Regions from separate parts of the Homo sapiens genome. Here region 1 is linked to region 2. A link is an interaction called in ENCODE POLR2A ChIA-PET data of the cell type or tissue named here. Cell type or tissue: B cell. All regions are shown on one strand. Links, peaks and the distances in the headings refer to the core of each region. The heading gives the core; the rest is flanking DNA.

Region 1 (11,692 bases), core at 1,649-9,648, 51 kb before region 2:
TCAGCCTGCTAGGCGTCCATGTCTGGGCAAAGGCCAGGCCCAAGGGGCTGGGGCAATGCAGGCTGAGGGAGACCCATTTTGGAGGGCCTGCCTAGCTGGCAAATGCCACTTTTCTGAAAGGTCTTCCTTATTTGGGTCTTCTGGGCCTCTCTGTCATTTCTGCTTCCCTGGGTCCCCTCTTTTTGCTGAGGATCTGCCCTGCCTCCTCCTCCAGGGAGCTCTGGTGGAACTGTCAATCACAGTGCCTGGCCCTGCCCCTGGACCCAAGGTGGGTAACACATGCTAGACCGGGCAGTTTCCTCTACCACCCCTGATCACAGCGACTGGCTCAGGACTTGGGCTTGTGATCTAAAGCAGAGCCAGAGTTCTTCCCAGATAAATCAGTGTAAGCCTTTTTTTTTTTTTTTTTTGAGATGGAGTTTTGCATTTGTCACCTAGGCTGGAGTACAATGGCGCGATCTCAGCTCACTGCAACCTCTGCCTCCCGGGTTCAAGCAATTCTCCTGTCTCAGCCTCCTGAGTAGCTAGGATTACAGGTGCCTGCCACCACGCCCAGCTAATTTTTGTATTTTTAGTAGAGACGGGGTTTTACCATGTTGGCCAGGCTGGTCTCGAACTCCTGACCTCAGGTGACCTGCCTGCCTCGGCCTCCCAAAGTGCTGGGATTACAAGAGTGAGCCACTGCGCCTGGCCAGTCTGAGCCTTTTGGAAGAGACAGTGCAAAGAAGTAGATTTGAGCAGCCCATCTCCATGTTCCCATGACATGGTGAGAGCTTGTTAGTGGCAGAAGAAAATGACACTCGCGATGCAAAAAGCAGAGCCAAGCAGAGAGTTAAAGAAGCAGAGTTCTGGAGACTGCATTTGAGTCTCTAAGTCCAGCTATGCCGGAAGTTTGCCCTACCCCTAGATTTGCAGTTACATGAACCAATGAATGCTATTTCTGACTTAAGCAAGTTAGAAATAGATTTCTGTCACTTACAATTTAGAGTCCTAATAGAGCATGGGTGCCCCAACAGGCCTTCCTCACTAGCTACAGTTGACATTTAATCCAGGGGAAGGCTTCCAGCCAGGACCATGGGCTTCTCTACTCAGAATGGAAAGTGACACATTGGGAGTACCTTGAGCTGATTGGCATAACAGCAGTACCTGTGGTTGAGAGTCCCCAGTTCCTGTCCTGCCTGAGGCTTGTTGCCTTAATTCTTTCCATTACGTAGGACACCTCATGTTCCTAAAATGATCCCTTACCTTCCCTTTTATTTCTTATGCTTATTAGAGCTAATCTCTTGCAAACAGGTTTTGTAATGTTGGGCTCTGAAGTCAGACACCCTGGACTGAAATCTTGGTCTGGCTACTGGTTCACTGATCCTATAGAAATCATTTAATTTTTTTTTTCTTTTTTTTTTTTTTTTTTTGAGACACAGTCTCACCACTCTGTCACCCAGGCTGGCAGGCTGGAGTGCAGTGGCATAAACTCAGCTCACTGCAGCCTCTGCCTCTCAGGTTCAAGCAATTCACCTGGCTCAGTCTCCCCAATAGCTGGGATTACAGGCGCGTGCTACCACACCTGGCTAATTTGTATTTTTGGTAGAGATGGGGTTTCGCCATGTTGGTCAGGCTGGTCTTGAACTCTTGATCTCAAGTGAGCCACCCGCCAAGCTTCCCAAAGTGCTGGGATTACAGGCGTGAGCCACCATGCCTGGCCAGAAGTCATTTAAATTCTGCGTCTTAGTTTCTTCCTCTGTGAGATGGAGAGACTAACAGGATTGCTCTCCCGGGGTTGTTGGGAGGATTCCATGAGATGAAGCTGGGGAAGCGTTTGCCCCCAGAACCTGGCTCGAGATGTGAGTGGCTATGATTTCTTTAATAAGAACGAGAGTGATGGGACCTACCTCGCGGGTCCGGAAGATGATCCTGTACTGGTACTGAGGTCCGTGCTCCTTGTGGTCTTCCAGCTTCTCCCGCTTAATGCTCACAGCCACTGGCCCCAGCTTCTCATCCACGCCGAAGTAATTGGCATGTTCTAAGAAGGAAGAGCAGGCGAGTTCAGGCTCAGCTGTCTGGGAAGGAGGGGCCCTGATGCCCAGCAGGCCTGCAGACAGGGCGACCAGGCAGGGTCCTGTGCAATCTGTGGGATGCTGGTCACGCAAACCTCATGCCTGGTCACAGACACCCCCAGTGGAGACACTGTAAGAGGCAAAAGCCCACCTTACTGTACCACCTGCCAAGCCACAGAACTTTTCTGAGCCTCAGCGCTCTCATCTGAGAAAACAGGACCTTGATGCCACCCACAATTCAGAGAGTGGATGTGAAGGCAAAAATGAAGCTACAAATATGAAACACTTAGTACAGTGCATGGCATGCCATCAACCCAGCATCACTGCGATTAATCCCGTGTTTGCAAATGGTCCACTTGGTTTAACTGCGGATTAGCCCTTGTGAAACTGTTAAGAAAGATTCTAGAGAGCCTCCTCACACCTGGGCTCTGCCCCTTAATAGATGTCTGGCCCCAGCCAAGTCGCTAGATAGCATTTTCAGCCGTAAAGTTAAAGGTGGACCCAGCCTTCAGCACCGTGCCAGGCACATAGTACGCACATGATGAGTGTTGGCAATGACCATCCCCAGTTGTTGGTGCCTGTCAGGGACCACGATAGGGGCCCCTAGGCATCACCTTTATCTCACCATGTTTCTTTACCTAGGTAACTTCAACACTGCTTTTTTTCTTTTTTTTTCTTTTTGAGACTGTTGTCCAGACTGGAGGGCATTGGCGCGATCTCGGCTCACTGCAAGCTCCACCTCCCGGGTTCACTCCATTCTCCTGCCTCAGCCTCCCGAGTAGCTGGGACTACAGGCGCCCGCCACCGCGCCTGGCTAATTTCTTATATTTTTAGCAGAGACGGGGTTTCACCATGTTAGCCATGATGGTCCCGATCTCCTGACCTTGTGATCTGCCCACCTCGGCCTCCCAAAGTGCTGGGATTACAGGCGTGAGCCACCGTGCCCGGCCAACACTGCTGTTTTTTCCCTTAGGGTAACAGAGGCTTTAGCCAGGCATGGGACACACCTCCTGCTCCCTCGTCTACCTGACAGCTGCCTCCTCTTTTTTTCTAAAACATGCTACTATCTTATAACCCTTCCAGGCAAATAGTTCTTCCTGATGTATAACCCAAGTATCTCATGCTTGTGTGGGTATCCGCCAGCGGTCTGTCTTGATCCAAGTCCACAAAGTTAGCATCTACCCACCACCGGAAATTGTACTGGTACACTGAATGTTTAACTGATGGTTCTGGTTCTCATGAGATGCTCTTGGCAAATCAAAGGCTAGTCTAAGGGCAAAATACTGTGTGGTAATTAATGACCCCGATCAGAACAGCATCTGCAGGGGGTTCAACAATCTCCAGCTGATCAGAGAATGGAATAAACATTGTACTCTACAGATCACAAATACCAGCTTATTCCTGAAGCAGCTACAGGGGTTGTTGCTTTTTCCATCAATGCATATCTAGCTCCTTGCGAATCCTAGCATATAGTAGGCACTCAATAAACACTGACCAATGACTTATTTACTAGCTTTGACAAAGATTCTTTGCTTGGCCAAACTTTAGTCAGGCTTTGGAATCTTCTCCTAGGCCCATCTGTGCACCTCCTTGTAAAATCCAGTTTTAACAAAGAACCCTGCGCTAAGTCAGTTTAGCAAGAACCCTGCCCCCCAACCTTATCCTCAATATCTGGACATCTTCAACACCTGATCAAGCTCTTCATCTTCCACCATCCAAAGGTGATGTCTGATCATCCTGGCGTGTCATCAGCAACATTAGGTTGGTTTAGCCAGAATCTTCCTTACCTCTGACATTTCTTCTTAATAGTTTCTTCCATGCACTGATCCCCACCTTGCTTCTTGGCTATAAATTCCTACTTGACTACGCTGTATTCAGAGTTAAGCCCAATCTCTCTTCCCTACTGCCAGACTCCGCTGCAGTGGTCCCTATGCCTGCTGTGATGGTTCTGAATACATTCTTTACTGTGCTTTAACAAATATTATTGAAGAGTTTTTGTTTTTTGAGACAGGGTATTGCTGTGTCACTCAGGCTGGAGTGCAGTGGTGCAATCATGGCTCACTGCAACCTCTGCCTCTAGGGCTGAAGCGATCCTCCCATCTCAGCCTCCACAACAGTTGGGACTACAGACATGCACCACCACACCTGGCTAAATTTTTAACCTTTTTTTGAGGTCTCACTATGTTGCCCAGGCTGGTCTCTAACTCCTGGGGCAAGTAATCATCCTACCTCGGCCTCCGAAAGTGGTGGAATTACACTTTCAGGGAGCCCTTGTGCTTGGCCAGAACGTTTTTTTCTTTAACAGCTTTCAGGGCTACAAAGAAATTTTTAAAAAGAAAACGGCTTTTTTTTTTAAAGCTCCAGGATGAGTACTTCCTACCTGCCTAACAAAGAACTAAGTATTTTAATGTATAATCTTATTTGATCTTTATTTGATCCACATTCCTTTCATGTACGTATTTGTACGTGTAGGTTGAAAAGAATGTGTTCTTTGTTGGTTAGGTACAAAGTTAATACATATACAGTGTAAAATCAAGTTTTCATTAGGTTATCTAAATCCTCTAAATCCTTATTTTTCAGCTACTAGATTCTGTCAACTTCAGAGAGATAATCTGTGCACTTCTCCCGCTATGGTTGTGAGTTTTTCTACTTCTCCCCGTAGCGTTTTTTTTTTGTTTTGTTTTGGTTGAGGGGACAGAGTCTCACTCTGTCGCCCAGGCTGGATTGTGATGGTGCGATCTCGGCTCACTGCAACCTCTGCCTTCCAGCTTCAAGCGATTCTCCGGCCTCAGCCTCCCAAGTAGCTGGGATTACAGGCACCCGCCACCACGCCCAGCTAATTTTTGTATTTTTTAGTGGAGACAGGGTCTCACCATGCTGGCCAGGCTGGTCTTAAACTCCTGACCCCACGTGATCTGCCCGCCTCGGGCCTCCCAAAGTGCGGGGATTACAGGCATGAGCCAATGCGCTCAGCCAGCCTGATCCATTTTTTAAATCTAGGTACCCCTAAACCAAGTTGCCAGGTATACGAAGGTTCACAACTACCAGAATTTCTTGGCGAACTTTAAGAAACATGAAATGGCCTCCTTAGTTCCTCTAAAAGGTGCTTTCAACCTTTACATCTATTTCATGTGATACTGACATTGCCTCATTGGCTTTTTCCTTGTAAGCAACTGTCTGGAACTTCTTTTTTTTTTTTTTTTTTTTGAGACGGAGTCTCACTCTGTTGCCCAGGCTGGAGCGCAGTGGCGCGATCTCGGCTCACTGCAAGCTCTGCCTCCCGGGTTCATGCCATTCTCCTGCCTCAGCCTCCCGAGTAGCTGGGACTACAGGCGCCCACCACCATGCCCGGCTAATTTTTTGTATTTTTAGTAGAGACAGGGTTTCACCGTGTTAGCCAGGATGGTCTCAATCTCCTGACCTTGTGATCACCCACCTTGGCCTCCCAAAGTGCTGGGATTACAAGCGTGAGCCACCGTGCCCGGCCTGGAACTTCTTTTTTATCCCTTTCTTTTCAATCTCTGTGTCATTCTGTTTGTGCATGTGATATTGATATAATCATCTTCATTTGTCACACAGTCTGAAGGGTAAAACGTATCACGTGGATCAGCTATGGAACAGATACCCCAAACCGAGGGCTGTCTGACTCCAAGTTGGAGCTCCAGTGTCCTGTGGGATGACTTAACTGACATTTGTTATGTTTGACAAGGATATTACTTTAAATATTTTTAAAAACTAGTTGCTGTGAGCTGGGCATGGTGGCTCACGCCTGTAATCCCAACTCTTTGGGAGGCCAAGGTGGGTGGATCACCTGAGGTCAGGAGTTCGAGACCAGCCTGGCCAACATGGAGAAACCCTGTCTCTACTAAAACTACAAAAATTAGCTGGGCATGATAGCGAGCGCCTGTAATCCCAGCTACTCAGGAGGCTGAGGCAGGAGAATCGCGTGAACCCAGGAGGCAGAGGCTGCAGTGAGCTGAGATCGCGCCACTGTACTCCAGCCTGGGCGAGGCGACAGAGCGAGACTGCCTCAAAAAAAAAAAAAAAAAAAGAAAAAGAAAAAAACAACAAAAAAAAACCTAGCTGCTGTGGGGTACTAGCTGCTAGTACTTCGTCTTTTTTTTTTTTTTTTTTTTTTAAGAAAAGCCCTCTATTCTTGGAAAAGAAAAACTTTGTCTAGCTAAAAACCTGCGTTTCCCAGCCTCTTTTGCACACAGGTGTGGCCACTAAGTGCAAGTAGTTGGACCGGGCTTCTGAGAAAGCTCTTTAACGCATTTATGCCGGAGGCTGCAATTTTTTGAATTTTTCCACAAGTAAAAATTCAGACCCTGGCAATGTCCTTGAGCAGTAGGCTATAACTCCCACATGCTTAGCGTTCCAATAATGAAACACTAGGCATAAGGGCATAAGGGGGTTGACTTGACAAGAGGTCTGCCTTTTTGTCCTTACCCTTTCCTCTTTTTCTCTGCCTGGAAACACAGATGTGACGCCTGGCACTCCAGCAGCCATCTTGGTGTGGAGCAGTGGGGGATCATGCCATGCACTAAGGCTGACCATACTGATGCTTAAGACTGACCATACCAGCCCTGGGCTGCTGAACTCTGGATTTCTTCACAGGAGAGTCCCTTCTATGTTGTTTAAGCCTGTTACTAGCAGTTACAAGCAATTCTCAATTTTTTTTTTTTTTTTTTTTTGAGACAGAGTCTCACTCTGTCACCCAGGCTGGAGTGCAGTGGCATGATCTCAGCCCACCGCAACATCTGCCTCCTGGGTTCAAGCGATTCTCCTACCTCAGCCTCCCAAGTAGCTGGGATTACAGCCACATGTCACCATGCCTGGCTAATTTTTTTGTATTTTTAGTAGAGATGCGGTTTCACCATGTTGGCCAAGCTGGTCTTGAACTCCTGACCTCAAGTGATCCGCCTGCCTCAGCCTCCCAAAGTGCTGGGATTACAGGCGTGAGCCACTGCGCCGGGCAGTTCCAAGACTTTTGTATTCGCTGCTCTGTTCTGGGAACAGTGTCTGCAATTTGCACATGGTGACTTCAGCTTGGTACTCAAACTGCACCTGCCTCGGAGGCCCCCTCTGACCATCCCCCACTGGGATCTGCCCCCACCCTCCGACACTCCATTTCCTTCTTCCCTGCTGTACTCTTTTCCACTGCATTTAGCAGCCTACAATCCCTTGTGTATTTTTCGTATTTATCCTGTTCTATGTTTGTGTTACCCATGAAAACATTATAAGTACTAGGAAGACAGAACATTTGTTTTAAGCTGGTTGATACTACATCCCCAGGCTCTAGAGAGTGCCTGGCACTGAGCTGTCCCCAAGTCCATATGTGCTGAGTAAATGCAGAGCTGTGTCCTGTAGCTCAAGGTTTATGGAGTGCTGCTGTGTCAGACACAGGGCTGAGGCCCGGGTGGCTCTGCTCACCGGATCCTCACAGCCCTCCAGAAGGGAGGTCTCTGTTCCCGCCACATCCTCAGTGCCAGAGCAGGGCCTGGCACAGAGTGAATGAATGAGTAGTGGGGGTCTCGGAGGCAAGCCTCGGCCCACCCAACCTTCCCACCCACACGCCATCCGTCACCTTTGCCCACGAAGTAATCCTGGTAGTAGCGGGCGCCCAGGTCCACATGCTCGATGCTGTACTGCCGGGGCCGACTCTGCGTCCGCTGCTGCTCCTTGGGAACTTCCAACACCGAGATGCTGGCGTTGGTGCGGTAGGCGCTCAGGGCGGGCTCTGCCAGGTGGCCCTCGCCGCTGCTCGGGGAGCCCACGGAAGCCCGGGAGAAGCTCACGTTGCGCTCACACTCGCCCCCGATCTCATTGCGGAAGTGCGGGCAGCTGAGCAGCAGGTCGTTGCTGTTGTCATCGCCGAGGTCCTGCTCCAAGTTCTCCTTGCAGTTTAGGTCCTCTGTGCTGGTGAAGGCCGGGTCCAGGCCTCCGAGGCTGTGGGCCCGCGAGGCCGTGAGGGAGGCCATGGCCGAGGCGGCGGAAGCGGCCGAAGCACCCGTGGTGGTGTTCCGCCGCTGCGACACCGACACCCTGTTGGCGGCCGCCTCGTTGAGGTCGAACAGCATGCTCTGCACGTCGAAGTGGGCGAAGCTCTTCTGACACACCCACGGCCTGCTGGCTTCCGGGGGGCTCCGGCCCTCGTCGGCCTCCCCCGGGGAACGCCCAGCCTCCCCCTCGGGTTTGCTGCTCCTTAGCTTCCGAAAGATGGACGAGTCCACCGTGTCCCCGCCGCCGAGGCCCCGCGCAGGTTTCTTCCGGGCCTTCTCCTTCTCCTTCGTGGGCTGCAGTGGCAGGAGGCTGTCCTTGGCGGGCTGCCCGTTGTGGGAGTCCCCCTTGGCTCCGCCGCCGCCCCCCATGAGGTGTGGGCCAGGATCTGCCCGGAGGAGCTCGGTGAGGGCCTGGCACCCTCGGGCGTCGGGCTGCTCGCTGCGGAACTCGTTCAGGATGTCGAAGAAGCTCTGCTCGGGCATGCCCTGCACGTCGATGGACGAGGTGCTCCCGTACTCGCGGAAGAGGGGCAGCGCCCCCGTGTGCCGGGCCCCCCGCGGCTCCCCCGCGTCCTCCGCGTCACACTCGCTGAGGGTGATCTCGCTGCTGCTGCGGTGCCGAAGGGGGAGGAAGGCCCTGCCGGGGGACCGGGGCCACCCGTCCTGGAACTCCACGTCTTTGGACCTTCTCCTGGAGAGTCGGTGGAAGGCTTTGGACCCTGAGGAAGCCGGGGTGCTGGTGGGGGGCTGTCCGTTCTGTATGCTCCTCATGGAATGGGCCATCTTGGTGGCCTTTGTGCCATCTGTGTCCTGGGAGGGGCTTGGGTTGCTGTGCTCTCTCAGGGCCTCCCGCTTGGGCGGCCAGTCGGCCACCCTTGCGCGCACGCCCATCTTGGGCATTGCGGGAGTGGTGGGGCTGGGGCGGGTGGTGGCGGTGGCGGTGGCGGTGGCGGTGGCCGGGCTCTCGCCAAGAGGCTGGGACATGCTGCCATTCTGGGCCCAGAATCCCAAGGGAGCGTAGTCCCCTGTGTGTGGCCCAGGGAGGACATCGCCCACCCTGGCGCCACAGCTGGCTGCCAGGTCCACACCATCGCTGGGGATGGCCCGATAGGTGGTCATAGTCCACGGGCACTGGAGTGCTGCTGGCCCCGTACGCTGTGGTGTCACTCTATGGGGTCCCCCAGCCCTCAGCCATTGTTCAGGGCAGCCAGGCCCAGGATGAAGGATGCTGGGCCCTGAAACCTGACAGGAAGGTTGTGAGCCTGTGGAGTCCAGTTCTCCACCATCGCTGTGCACAGCTGAGCCAGGACAACCTCAGGAAGCAGGTGCTGTCCTGGGGGCTCCAGACCGAGTGGCTCAGTAGCGCAGAGCAGGCAGTAGCTGTGGTCGCCCGCCAGCTGGAGGCAGCAAGGATGTTGTCCTCGCCATGCTGAAATGGAAGAAAAGGAAAATATGAGCTGCGATGGCCGTGTTACTGCTCCCAGAAAGTGGGACATGTGACTTTTCTTGACAGCCTTACTCATTTAAAAAATCTTTTTATTATGGAAATTTGCAAACATACTCAAAAGCAGAGAGGAGACTGAGTCACCCATCAGCTCCAACAACCACTAACTATTTTCCATTCCCATTTCATCTATTCACCCAGCCTTGTGACCTTCTTTGTTTCTGATAGAATGTTTTAGAGTAAACCCCAGACATCATTTTTTTTTTTTTTTGAGACAGAGTCTCGCTCTGTCACCCAGGCTGGAGTGCAGTGGCATGTGCTTGGCTCATTGCAACATCCACCTCGAAGGTTCGAATGATTCTCCTGCCTCAGCCTCCCAAGTAGCTGGAATTCCAGCATGTGCTACCATGCCCGGCTAATTTTTCTTATTTTTAGTAGAGACGGGGTTTTGTCATATTGGCCAAACTGGTCTCAAACTCCTGGCCTCAGGCAATCCCCGCCCGCCTCAGCCTCCCAAAGTGCTGGGATTACAGGCATGAACCACCATACCTGGCCAGACATCAGGTCATTTCACCCATAAATATTTTAGCTTGTATCTCTAGTACATAAGATTTAAAAAAAAAAATCACAGTAACATTATCATACTCATCTACATTAACAAGAATTCTTTAATGTCATGCACTACCCTGCCTGCATTACATTTCCCATCATTGTCTCGCAGGTGTCTTTTGTGAGCTGGTTTGTTCGAAATCATCCTCTGCTTATGCAGGTATTTTCTCAAGTCTCCTCTACTCTACAATGGCCACCTTCCTTTATTTTGATGCTCTTTACTTGTTGAAGGAAAGGGGTCACCTGTCCTGTGGATTTCCCCACTTTCAGGATCCCTGAGGTGCCACTTAACATGTTCCTCTGCCCCCTGTATTTCCTGTGAACTGGTGGCTTCATGCAGAGGCCAGACTATTGTCCACCTGCTCTGTTGTTTGCTCAGCTCAGCTACTCTGCCAGAAAGGAAGTGAAAATGACAGATGAGTCAACATGAGCACCAGTGGAGTTTGGGGAGGAAAGCTGCAGAAGGAATGTCTCTAGAAATCCATGTGGTTACTGCAGACTATGACTGGGTAAATCAGAGCCCATCACTTTTTCACTGAGATCTCCCCAGTGACTACTTACTGCATTAAAACACCATCCAAACTCCTTCCCCTGCTCCACAAGCCCCGCAGGATCTGGCTTCCATGTCTCTCCCCATCCCTGACTAAGCTCTGATCATACTGGCCTTCTTTTCTGTTCTGATGCACCAAACCTTATCCAGGACATCTGATATCCTTCCTCAGTCCTTCTTGGGGCTGGTTCCTTCCCATGATGTCAGTTCTTCCATGGGGACTTCCGGCTGGGCACGGTGGCTCACACCTGCAGTCCCAGCACTTTGGGAGGCCAAGGCGGGTGGATCACTTGAGCCCAGCAGCTCAAGACCAGCCTGGCCAACATGGCAAAACCCCATCTCTACTAAAAATACAAAAATTAGCCAGGCATGGTGGCATGTGCCTGTAGTCCCAGCTACTCAGGGGGCTGAGGTAAAAGGATCACTCGAACCCGGGAGGTTGAGATTGCATGAGCCACGATCACACCACTGCACTCCAGCCTGGGCAACAAAGCGAGATCCTATCTCAAAAAAAAAAAAAAATCCCCAAAAACAAAAACAAACACAAAAACCTTCCCAAATCACCCTATAGAGACAGAGAAGCCCGGTCTTCTGGAAGCCTTTCTTAATTACCCACTCTACTTTCTTCCAATTTTTCTTAGCAGTTGTTCGTTCTGTCTACTGGCTAGGTCCACCACTCAAATGTTGGCTCCAGAATGGCAGGGATGTCTGTGTTGTTCACTGATGCATTCCCAGTGCCTAGAACAGTTGAGACGGAGTCTCGCTCTGTTGCCCAGGCTGGAGTACAGTGGCGCGATCTCGGCTCACTGCAAGCTCCGCCTCCTGGGTTCACGCCATTCTCCTGCCTCAGCCTCCTGAGTAGCTGGGACTACAGGTGCCTGCCACCATACCTGGCTAATTTTTTTGTATTTTTAGTAGAGACAGGGTTTCACCGTGTTAGCCAGGATGGTCTCGATCTCCTGACCTCATGATCCGCCTGCCTTGGCCTCCCAAAGTGCTGGGATTACAGGCGTGAGCCATCTAGAACGTCCAG
Region 2 (11,692 bases), core at 1,314-9,313:
AGTAGAGTGGTGCAATCTTGGCTCACTGCAACCTCTGCCTCCCCGGTTCAAGCAATTCTCCTGCCTCAGCCTCCTGAGTAGCTGGGATTACATGCGCGTGCCACCACGTCAGGCTAATTTTTGTATTTTTAGTAGAGATGGGGTTTCACCATGCTGGCCAGGCTGGTCTCGAACTTCTGGCCTCAAGTGATTCACCCGCCTCAGCCTCCCAAATTGCTGGGATTACAGGCGTGAGCCACCATGCCCGACCCCCACCCCCACCACCCCCACCCCCCGCTGGCAAACTTTTTTTCATCTCTTTGGAAAGCTATCGAACCACTTTGTTTTGGGGCACGTATGGCATTTTTTAGGTACAAGTGTTGAAAAAAATCTGGAAGACACACACCAGCTCATAAAAGTGATTATCTTGGGGCATTATGGGTCCTTTGATTTCTTTTTTTAAACAACAAACAAGCATTACTTTGATAATCAGAAATGCAGGCTAGGCAAGGTGGCTCATGCCTGTAATCCTAGCACTTTGGGAGGCCAAGGCAGGTGGATTGTCTGAGCTCAGGAGTTCGAGACCACCCTGGGCAACATGGTGAAAGCTTGTCTCTACTAAAATACAAAAAATTAGCCAGGCGTGGTGGTGCACGCCTGTGGTCCAGCTACTCAGGAGGCTGAGGTATAAGAATTGCTTGAACCTCGGAGGCGGAGGTTGTGGTGAGCCAAGATTGTGCCACTGCACTCCAGCCTGGGCGACAAAGTGAGACTGTGTCTCCAAAAAATAAAAATTAAAATTAAAAAATTAAAGAAATGCAAACAAATAATACAGCTTTATAATGTCGCTCAGTAACTCTAACTGAATTGGTCAAGGGTGAGACCCAGGCCTTGGGATTTCTTAAAGTTGCCAACATAATTCTAATGTACAGCAAGGATGGGAATCATTATTAAACATTTTCCAAATTACACTGTAGAAGATGTTCCTGGGTGTCTTTCAAAAAGAAAAGTGCTCCATAGTCAAAGAAGCGGGTTTCTTTCCTGTAGGATTTCTCAGACTGTAACATGCACATGACTTTTTTTTTTTTTTTTTTGAGACGGAGTCTCGCTGTCACCCAGGCTACAGTGCAGTGACGTGATCTTGGCTCACTGCAACCTCTGCCTCCTGAGTTCAAGCAATTCTCCCTGCCTCAGCCTCCTGAGCAGCTGGGATTACAGGCGCCCACCACCATGCCTGGCTAATTTTTGTATTTTTAGTAGAGATGGGGTTTCACCATGCTGGCCAGGCTGGTCTCGAACTCCTGACAGGTGATCTGCTCACCTGGGCCTCCCAAAGTGCTGGGATTACAGGAATGAGCCACCTCGTCTGGCCTGCACATGACTTTTACATGAGGAAGATACAGTGCACAGTGGACATCTGTGTGTGTCTGCTCAGAACTCCTTTCCAGCAGCCATGCCATTAGCAAGTCCTGTCCACTCTACCTCCAAACCGTACCCAGAACCTGCCCCCTCCTCTCCCTCCATGCTCCTTACCCTGGCCCCATCCTCTGGCATCTCCAGCCTAGACTAGAGCAACAGCTTCCTCCTTACTCTCACACTGGCTTCTATAATTCACTGTCACCAAGGCACGCTAGTGGCAGATCCTTGGGACATGCAGAGTTTGAAAAATCTCCCGCTACCTGCCCTGACACTGCCCAGGGCATCCCTACCTGCCATCCTCTGACCATGGAAGGTGCCTGCTTTAAGATGAAGGCACCGTGACAGACAGTCCCCCAGGCTATTGTTGAGCTGCTGTGTCACCAGCTCACAGGGTCCAAAGAACCCTCAGACTTGGAGGTGGGGGGCCTGACTGCTTAAGTCTGCATGAATGGGGGTTGCCGTTACCTGGAGCCAAAAGCCTCCAATCCATACGCTCCTTATTGTTTTACTCTATTTACTGGTCAGCAGTTTTTTTCACCAGGTAAAAATTATCCTATGTATCTGCCTGGTTCACTGCCTGTGTCCCGCTCCTCGAATGCCAGCTCTGAGAACAGGGATATTTGTCGTCTTGTTCACTGCTGGAACACCCCCTGCCAAAGAGTGGGAACTCAGCATTTGTTAAGAGAATGACTGAGCTCATTTGATTCTTTCAACAGCTCCAAAAGGCAGGTGTTCCAAGTCCCAGCCTCCTCCTCACCGCCAGCCAGACCCGGCACCATCTGCCCCCACCTACCTCTCCCAGCTCTTGACCCTGCAGTTACACAGGTCTTCTTCCAGTTCCTTCGCAGAGTCAAGCTCCTTCCCACGTCCGGAGCTCTGCTGATGCGGTTCCCTCTACCAGGGACTCTCTCCCCATTCCTCGCCCCCACTGGGGGAAGGTCTACTTATCCTTCAGGCCTCCTCCCAAACGTCAGTCCTTATGACAGACGTTCCCTGACCTCTCAAGACATGTCCGGGCTCTCAGATATGCTGTCACGGCCCTCTGGGCTCCTCTGCCAGAGCACTTAGTGCAGACATAATCACACAGCTGTTGCTGTAATTACTTCAATTCTGTTTCCACCACTAAACTATGAGCTCCAGGAAGGCAGGGGGACACCTCTGCATTTCTAGAGCCCTGAGAAGGCCTGGCACACAGTAGGTGCTGCATAAATACCCCACCAGTCCACTGTGGCTATGAGAGTTACTGCTCACTGAGTATCGTATTTCTAGTCCCTTGTAGTTAGGCAGGACCGTGTGACAGTTCTGGGTGCAGGTGGAAGTGAACACGTGGCTTCTGGGCCTCGGCATCTAAGTGCTGCTGTGCACCTCTCCGTCCCCTTCTGCTGTGGTGTCTCTGCAGCCTGTGAGGCTCCAAGACAGGGGCAGGCCGGGATGGGGCGAGTGGGGGGAGCTCCTGTCAGCCTGGGTCCCTGAGGTACAAGGTTAAGCCCTCCCACCTGACCTGCCCATGTCACAAGTAAGAAATGGACATCTGTTGTGTCCAACCTCTAGGATTTCAGGGTTAATTTGTTACTGCAGCAGAAACTCGCCCATCAGAGGCATTCCTGTGAATGAATGAAGGCAGCTAGAAAGCAGAGACACTGTGATCACCGACCGGAAGGTGTGGAGCAGGGAAACGGCCACCAGCCACCCAGCACGGAACTCAGTGAAAGAACAGAAGCGGGGAATGGGCCAAGCACTCCACGGAGCTGCGACTCTGTGCTCCTGAGGGGGCAGATGAAATGACCCAAAGCCTCCACTGCCTTCAGACAGGGCCTGCCTGGGCAGCCCTCGGGACACACGCTCCTTAGGGATCACAGCCAAGTGTCCGTCCCTGGGGACGGGGAAGGAGGCAGTGCTGAAGCCAGCAACACCCTGGAAAACCCTCTTAGCCAGAGGAAGCTGAACCAGCAAGGCTGCATGAAAGGTCTGGGCTAATTCGGGCTGACAACCTTCCCTCCGAATCACCCACTGGGGCTGTGCCCTCCCGGCTCCATCCCAGAGAATAAATCACACTGTCAGGTCTAATTTGGGGCTTGGCTGATGGGCTGAGCAGAGCATCCATGCGTTCTGGCCACAGAGGTCAAGGGCAGCCTACACTCTTGAGGCCAGTGCTGAAAAGTCTCAGGAATGAACAAGAAAGGGGACCAGGAGGCCAGGAGCCATGGGTCTCCAACACACACCAAAGAAACTCCCAACTTGGCCCATGAAATTCCTGGCCCAGGCTTTCGCTGTATGAACTCTGCTCCCAGAACACAGTCCTGCTACACCTAGGCCTGTGCCAGCTCAGGGCTGGGTGCAGGGCGACCCCTCACATGTCTGGTGAATGAATAATCACAACAGCAGCAGCTCACGCTTATTATCTTATAGGCTGTTACTAAGCCACCTAACCTCCAACATGCAGTAAGGGCTAATGAATGCAAGCTGCCACCATCCTCCTCCTCCTCATTATCATCATCACCACCTCCACCACCGCCACCACCATCATCTCATCATCATCATCTCATTATCATCTATTATGCGACTTCTCGTGCCAGGTACTGTCCTAGGTACTTGAAATTCATAATCCCATCTTAATCCTTACAACCACCTTGGGAGAAAATGGAAGCACCCACAGTTAAGCTGCCCATTTAGGGCTAGTCACGGGCTCAGCTATGACTAGACCCCAGGTCAGCTGGATTCCGGAAAGCTGTGCTCTTGGCCACCGTGTCAACCCATTTTTGCTTTCATCTCCCTGGAGAAGCCTGTCCCCAAACTCCAAGTCACCGTTAGGTGCCTTCTTGGGGTTCCCACAGCCCCGTGGCTTCCCCTATTAGAACTCTTATCACTCTGGGTTGTTTACCTGCAGAACTTCCCAACATACTGTATACCAGGGTAAGCCTCGTGCCCAGCAAGAGGAGCAGGAACATGGGAGGTGCCCAATCAATGATGGTTGGTTGGAAGGATGGATGGAGACCCAAGTCTGAATCTTTCATTTTACTGAGGAGGGAAACAGAAGTTCAGAAAGGAGAGCTGTCGTGAGAGTTTCACTGAAGAAAGGCAGGTGGAGAAGATGGTAGAAACGGCTCCTTGATGAATCTCTATTCCACCTCCAAAGCCCAAAAGCTGCTTCCAGGAGCCCTCTTTGACCCCTAGGCTGGGTTAGGCACCTCCACTGGGTTCCCACTCCCCTGGGCTTCCCCGATCACAGACCTGACCACTCTGGGGTCTGAAGGTCTGCTTCCCTCACCGGATGGGGAGCCGCATGAGGGCAGAGCCACCCAGCCATGAGGCTGGTCCAGTCACCACTGCATCCCCACTACTCTACAGGGACGGGCAGGGGAGGCGCATATCAAATGTGTGCGCAATCAACCAGCAGACCTCCAGAGAAAGAAAAGGCTAGAAGGCTCATCCTGGGAAGAATAACTAAAAGCACAGGTATAGTTTGGAAAAAGGGAGGCCAAGAGGGGTTCCCTCAGCCACTTGTAAGTCCCTGCAGGGCTGCCAGGAATAAGACGTGCAGCTGGTGCTCTCCCGAGGACTAGACCTGAACCAGTGGGAGGTAGTTAGTTACACAGGGGCGGATGTGATTCACAAGACAGTTTTTTAATGATCACAACTTCCCCAAAGCAAAACACACTGCTGGGCTCTGCCCTTGCTGGAAGAATTTAAACCCAGGCCAGACAGTGAGCAGCCTGGTCCCCTGTACCCCACCCCCCGCACCCCCGGACCTCTTATGAGGCAACAAAGTGTAGTGGCTAAGAACAGGGGCCCTGGACCCAGGCTGCATGCCTCCCTGTCCCAGCTCCTCTACCTGGCAGGCAGCTTCACCACTCGTGCCTCAGTTTCCTCATCATTACCATGGGGATATCACAGCAGTGACGTCTTAGGGTAGTTACAAGAACTGAATGAGATCATGCACGTGAGGCGCTTACGGCAGGGCTTGGCACAGAGTCAGCACCCATTAATGTTCATTATTACTGCTTTTCCTTCCCCATGAAACCAGGCAGTGCTGGCTGGCCACCCCAACAGATACTCTCAATTCATTTTTTCTCTGGCTTCCTCCTCAGGAAAGGCTGAAAAGTTAAATAACATTTGCCACCTTCCTTGGAGCTAGGGGAGGCTATGCGACATGGCAGCAGGAGCGATGTGTCCATGAGGGGAAAGATCAAGAGAATCAAAGCGGCTCTGCCCTGACACTGCCCAGCCACCAAACTAACACTGGCAGCCAAGCACCTCCAGGTGTGCTGTTGTGAGCGAGAAATAAGCCCTCATTCAATCAAGCTGCAGTGAGCGGGGGTTTCTGTTCCTGAAACTTGAAGACATTCCTGGCCGAATGCACATACCATGATGCAAATGGCTCAAGGCGCACACCCATGGTAATTGTTTGCCAATTTCAGCTCAGGCCCGCTGCTGAGAACCCCTGACCCAGAGGAAAAACAGTGGGTGGCTGAGCCATACAGTGCTTACCAAGCCCAGTCGCTGTGTTCCACCCTTCCTTTTCAGCTGTATCTACTCCCCATCTGTACAATTATTTACATACACGCACACACACACACACACACACACACATACGTATCTCTCTCGCTCTATTGCCCGGGGCTGGAGTACAGTAGCATGGCCTCGACCTCCTGGGCGCAAGTGATCCTCCTGCCATAGCCGTCCGAGTTCCTGGGACTACAGGTGCATGCCACCAAGCCTGGCTATTTAAAACATTTTTTGTAGAGATGGAGTCTCACTCTGCTGCCCAGGCTGGTCTTAAACTCTTGGCCTCAAGTGATTCTCCTGCCTTGACCTCCCAAAGAGCTGGGATTATAGAGTGAGCCACTGCACCCAGCCCTCAAGTGATGTTCAAGCTTTATATATTTAAAAAGAATCCATATCACCACTAAAAATGAAAAATTGCTATCTTTTGCTACAAAGAAAAGCAAACTTAAAAAATAAACACAATGAAAACAAAACATAGTCACAGTCATTCATTATCTGACGTTGCATAATTTGGGTTCAATGGACTGGCAAAAAATTTTTCACTTTCCTTTTCTATTGCGGGGAACATCAGATCTGGCAATACTCAGGGATAAGACTGGCTCCAGCTGAGCAGGGCTGCCCCTTGGAGAGGGAACACATTTCCTTTTCACAGAAACTGTGTTCAGAAGGGAGATGATTTGACTGTGATCTCCCGGATGGCTGTGGATGAATTAGGCTGGGGACCGCCTCACTCCCTCCTCTATTCAGGGCCTCCTCAGAGAGGCCTTCCTTGGCCACCTTGTCCGAAAATTGCCCTGTGAGGCCAGTCCCCTTCCCTGCTTTATTCATCACTATATACTCCTATATACATCCTATGTACACTATATACATCCAACTTATCCTATATTCACTTCTTTTTTTTTTTTGAGACCGAGTCTCGCTCTGTTGCCCAGGCTGGAGTGCAGTGGCGCAACCTCAGCTCACTGCCACCTCTGCCTCTGGGTTCAAGCGATCCTCCCACCTCAGCCTCTCAAGTAGCTAGGATTACAGGTGTGTGCCACCACGGTTGGCTAATTTTTTTGTATTTTTAGTAGAGACGGGGTTTAGTAGAGACGGCCACCATGTTGGCCAGGCTGGTCTTGAACTCCTGACCGCAAGTGACCCGCCCACCTTGGCCTCCCAAAGGTGTTGGGATTACAGGTGTGAGCCACCATGCCCAGCCCTATATTCACTTTTTATCTGTTTACTGTTTTATTCTCCAGTAGGATGTCCGTTCCCTTAAGGTAAGGAGTTTGTTTTTTCATTCCTGAATCCCTAGTGCCTAGAAGCAGATAGTAGGTGCTCAAATGCATATTTGCTGAGTGAAGGAAAATAAATGAATGAACAAACGAAACCTGTTCATGTTCTTTCCAAGTTCCCTAAGGCCCTGGTTACCACGTAGGAAAAGTGCCGTTCTTCCTGCTGTGTGAGAGGCAATGCTAGGAATTTACTTGGAACTTGGGAGCTTTTATCACATGAAAAAGGAATGTGCTAGATTAAAACAAGTATCTATGAGCCCATAGGATATAAATTAGTAACTAAATAAAGAAATAAGGGGGAAGGGACAGGTCTTCCTTACAGAAGAGTTCCAATTAATAAATGTAGATGGAATGAGAGGCACACAAAAACTGCCATCAGGGAAACAGCACAGCAGTAACTGCTGTAGACAAGACCCGGCCACCAATGGATGGTAAAATTAGTGGGTGGAAGTTTGAGGAAAAGCGGGATGTGGGATATTAGCATAGCCTCAAAGTTTCTCCCCAAAGGTAGCATTTTTGTTTTGTTTTAAAGAGACAGGCTCTTGCTCTGTCACCCACACTGGAGTGCAGTGGCACGATCTCAGCTCACTGCAATCTCCGCATCCTGGGCTCAAGCGATCCTCCTGCCTCAACCTCCTGAGTAGCTGGGACTACAGGTGTGCACCACCACACCTGGCTAATTTGTTTCTATTTTATTTTTTTAGAGCTAGGGTCTCACTTCATTGCACAAGCTGGTTTCAAACTCCTGGCCTGGAGTGCCCCAAGATAGCCATTAATTACAAAGGGAAAAGTGTAACTTTACTGTGGAGAAATCTGGCACACAGCAACTTAACCAAGTGATCTAGGTGAACATTACCGGAAATATGATGCATTGATGTCACAGACCCCCACAATGACGCACTGAGAAGGGCATGCTGCCTGTGTGGCACTGTTCCAAATAATGAATAACCTCAATCAGGTCATGAGAAAACATCAGAAAAACCCAAGTTGAAACACCCAACAAAATAGCAGAGCAGTCCTCTTCCAAAGTGTCTGGGTCATGAAAGGCTAGGAAAGACGGAGGAATTGTTCCAGATCGGAGGAGGTTAAGGAGACAAGAAAACCAAATGCAATGTGGGATCAAGAATAGACTCTTGGAAGAAAAAAGGACATCCGCAGAAAAACTGGTGAAATGTGATTAATGTCTGTCATTGAGTTAATCGTACTGGGTTGTGTGAATTTCCTGTTTTGATCACTGTGTTAAGGTTGTATAAGATGGTAACATGGGGGAAGCTGGATGTAGGGTAGACATGTGAACTTTGTAACCATTTTCACAACTTTTTTATAACTCTAAAATCACTTCAAAATAAAAGTAATCAAGAATTGTGCCAGGAAGCATCCTTTGACAGAAATCTGGCCCCTAGCAACTGTCCCACACACAAGCTTCAGGTACCCAGGCAAGACTGCCAGGATGAGGGAATGTGATGAGACCCACTAAACATCCAGGAGAGAGAAACTCCATCCACAGCCACTCAGTTCCCGCAGCTTGGCCGACACGGCTACCTGCATCCAGGGTCTGAATGCCACAATCCTCCCCCTTCCACCTCCCACACCGTTATGGTCTCTTGGTTCTTCAAGGATCAGACAATGGCCCCTCCCAACAAAGCTGGGAATCGTCCAGGAAGGCGTCACTGCAAACTGAAATGACATGCAGCTGGGGGCCCATGCCACTGCTTAGAACCCACCCACAGAAACAAGAGAGAATGTTCACTAGCAAACCAACCCAAACCCAACCCAGAAACCTAAACATAACATATTCAAAACCTATATAGCACAGGTAAGTATTTGCCATATATATATATATATATATATATATATTTGCCACATATATATATATAAAATATGTGTAAATACCCATTACCCATGCCATACATGTGTATGTATGTATGTATTTATTTATTTATTTAAATTTTTAGGTTTTTTTGAGACAGGGTCTCACAGCAGCCTTGACCTCCACCGGTTCAGGTGACCCTCCACTTTAGCCCCAGTGTAGCTGGAACTACAAGTGTGCATCACCACGCCCAGCTAATTTTTGTATTTTTTGTAGAGACAGGGTCTCACTTTGTTGCCCAGGCTGGTCTCCAGCACCTGGGCTCAATCGATCCTCGAGCCTCAGCCTCTCAAAGTGCTGGGATCACAGGTGTGAGCCACCACACCTGGCTCATATTTTTAACCAACAGAGAAACCAGTACATTCACATAGTGGGGCGGTGGGGCTGCTCTGAATCTTGATCGTGGTGGCAGTTTCACAACTGTCTACATCTGTCTCCATTCAAAGAACTGTATACCGGCCAGGTGCGGTGGTTCATGCCTGTAATCCCAGCATTTTGGGAGGCTGAGGCGGATGGATCACCTGAGGTCAGGAGTTCAAGACCAGCCTGGCCAGCATGGTGAAACCTCATCTCTACAAAAATACAAAAATCAGCCGGGCATGATGTCAGGGGCCTGTAATCCCAGCTATTCGGGAGGCTGAGGCCGGAGAATCACTTGAACCTGGGAGGTGGAGGTTGCAGTGAGCTGAGATGGCGCCACTGCACTCCAGCCTGGGTGACAGAGTGAGACTCCATCTCAAAAAAAAAAAAAAAAGAGGCCGAGGTGGGCAGTTCACCTGAGGTCGGGAGTTCGAAACCAGCCTGACCAACATGGAGAAACCCCACCTCTACTAAAAATACAAAATTAGCCAGTCATGGTGGCGCATGCCTAGTAATCCCAGCTACTCCGGAGGCTGAAGCAGGAGAATCGCTTGAACCCGGGAGGCGGAGGTTGCGGTGAGCCAAGATCACGCCACTGCACTCCAGCCTGGGCAACAAAAGTGAAACTCCATCTCAAAACAAAACAAAGAACTATATACCAAAAGAGGGTTTTACTCTATGTAAAGTTTAAAAATTGAATTAAAAAGTAAAGAAAAAATAAAAGTATATGAAATGTATGATATGCTGAGGTATGCTCATGAGCAAAGATCTTCAAAACATACTATTATTGGGGATGGTGGAAGCAAGCCAAGAAGCACTGCATAGCCTGGTTCCTTTTTCTCACACAACGAACCAAAATAAGTGTGTATATGTGCATGTAGGAATGTTTGTGTATGGGAAAAGGTCTGGCAGGGCACCCAGCCAGTGACTGACAGTAATTACCTCTGGGGTAGACGTTAGGCTTGCGGGTGACAGAAGTACAGCGATGCAAACTTTCATTTTTCCCTTGATACTCTTTTTTTAAAATTTTAAAAAAAATAATATGTGTATGAGTTGTAAAATTCTAAGCAAACCAGCAGCCACGCCTTACTCACCCTTAGTGCCTTCTAGACACTAGTGCTCTTGGAGGGTCCCAGGAGAGCTGATGTCAGAGACTGTGCATCTACATGGAGGAAAAAGAAGAGGTTAGGTCTCTGGCCAACTTAAGCCTTCCTGCAGTAATACCCAGCTGTCAGTCACATATTCACTCTTTCAACAAGTATTTACTGAACATGGCTGAGTGTAATCCCAGCACTATGGGAGGCCAAGGCAGGCGGATCACTTGAGGCCAGGAGTTCAAGACCAGCCTGGCCAACATGGCAAAACCCCATCTCTACTAAAAATACAAAAAATTAGCCGGGCGTGGTGGTGGGCGCCTGTCATGCCAGGTACTTGGGAGGCTGAGGCAGGAGAATCACTTGAACCCGGGAGGTGGAGGTTGCAATGAGCCAAGATTGTGCCACTGCACTCCAGCCTGGGTGATGGAGCAAGACTCTGTCTCAAAAAAAAAAAAAAAAAAGTATTTACTGAACACCTGCTATGTGCCAGGCTCCGGGAATACAACCAGGGTTCTCCAAGACAAAGTAGCTGTCCTCAGAGAGCAGACATTCTAGTAGGGGAGGAGGACAATAAACAAATACACAATACAAAGTCACAGAGTGGAACCTTGATGAAACCTAGCGGGGTGACGCCATAGTGATGGGACTGTGACCTTAAACGGAGAGCTCGGGGAAGGCCTCCCGGACGAGGGGACAGAGATGTGAATACATGAGACCACAGATCATGTGACTACCTGGGAAAGAGCCTTCCAGAGGGCAGGAGCAGATGTGGAGCATCTCAGGAGCAGTCAGGAGGCCCATGGAGCTGGCACGGGGTGAGTGAGGGGCAAGCGGTGGCAGGGGGGACAGATGAAGGGCTATTCTAAGGACATTTCCTCAGACAACTGTGAGCAGAGGAATGACAGAGAAATCATACTTGTCCTGGTTTGGAACTTTATATTATTAATTTATGCCTTTGAATATTTAGTATGCTTGTTTATATTTAAGTGAATATTCCATGGATGAATGAATGTCTCCAGGCGGAGAAGGCACTGTCTGTATTGTTCAGCATCACATTCTGGGCACCGGCAGAGGCTGGGCACTAAGTCAGGAGATGAGAGCTGAGAGGGTCTAGAGCTGTCCTATATGCAATGGCCATTCACTAATAACAATCCCTCCCAATGTGCCGGCTCTGTCCTAGCAGA

Evidence for each region. Peaks named below come from ENCODE experiments on the same cell type or tissue, not always from the same donor. Only the 100,000 strongest peaks of a DNase experiment are listed, where the experiment ranks them.
Region 1: POLR2A ChIA-PET joins it to region 2 with 12 read pairs; 9 of 35 experiments call an interaction of 5 or more read pairs at or near these places.

The regions. Positions count from the first base shown.
Region 1 is chr19:38,079,049-38,090,740 of GRCh38, reverse strand. SIPA1L3 (signal induced proliferation associated 1 like 3) reads right to left here. Exons shown (of 22, transcript NM_015073.3): 3 at 7,642-9,485; 4 at 1,890-2,020. The coding sequence starts at 9,175. Among named protein-coding and RNA genes, the nearest start is that of SNORD152, 78 kb to the left of the region's middle. RefSeq lists an enhancer at 8,742-9,295. In B cell, for the core only: no CTCF peak of the experiment used is centred there; no DNase peak of the experiment used is centred there; H3K27ac peaks cover 520 bases.
Region 2 is chr19:38,027,970-38,039,661 of GRCh38, reverse strand. SIPA1L3 (signal induced proliferation associated 1 like 3) reads right to left here. Exons shown (of 22, transcript NM_015073.3): 2 at 10,506-10,573. Among named protein-coding and RNA genes, the nearest start is that of SIPA1L3, 130 kb to the right of the region's middle. RefSeq lists an enhancer at 2,116-2,617. In B cell, for the core only: CTCF peaks have their summits at 5,466 and 5,669; DNase peaks (open chromatin) are centred at 5,281, 5,771 and 6,491; H3K4me3 peaks cover 1,628 bases; H3K27ac peaks cover 7,266 bases.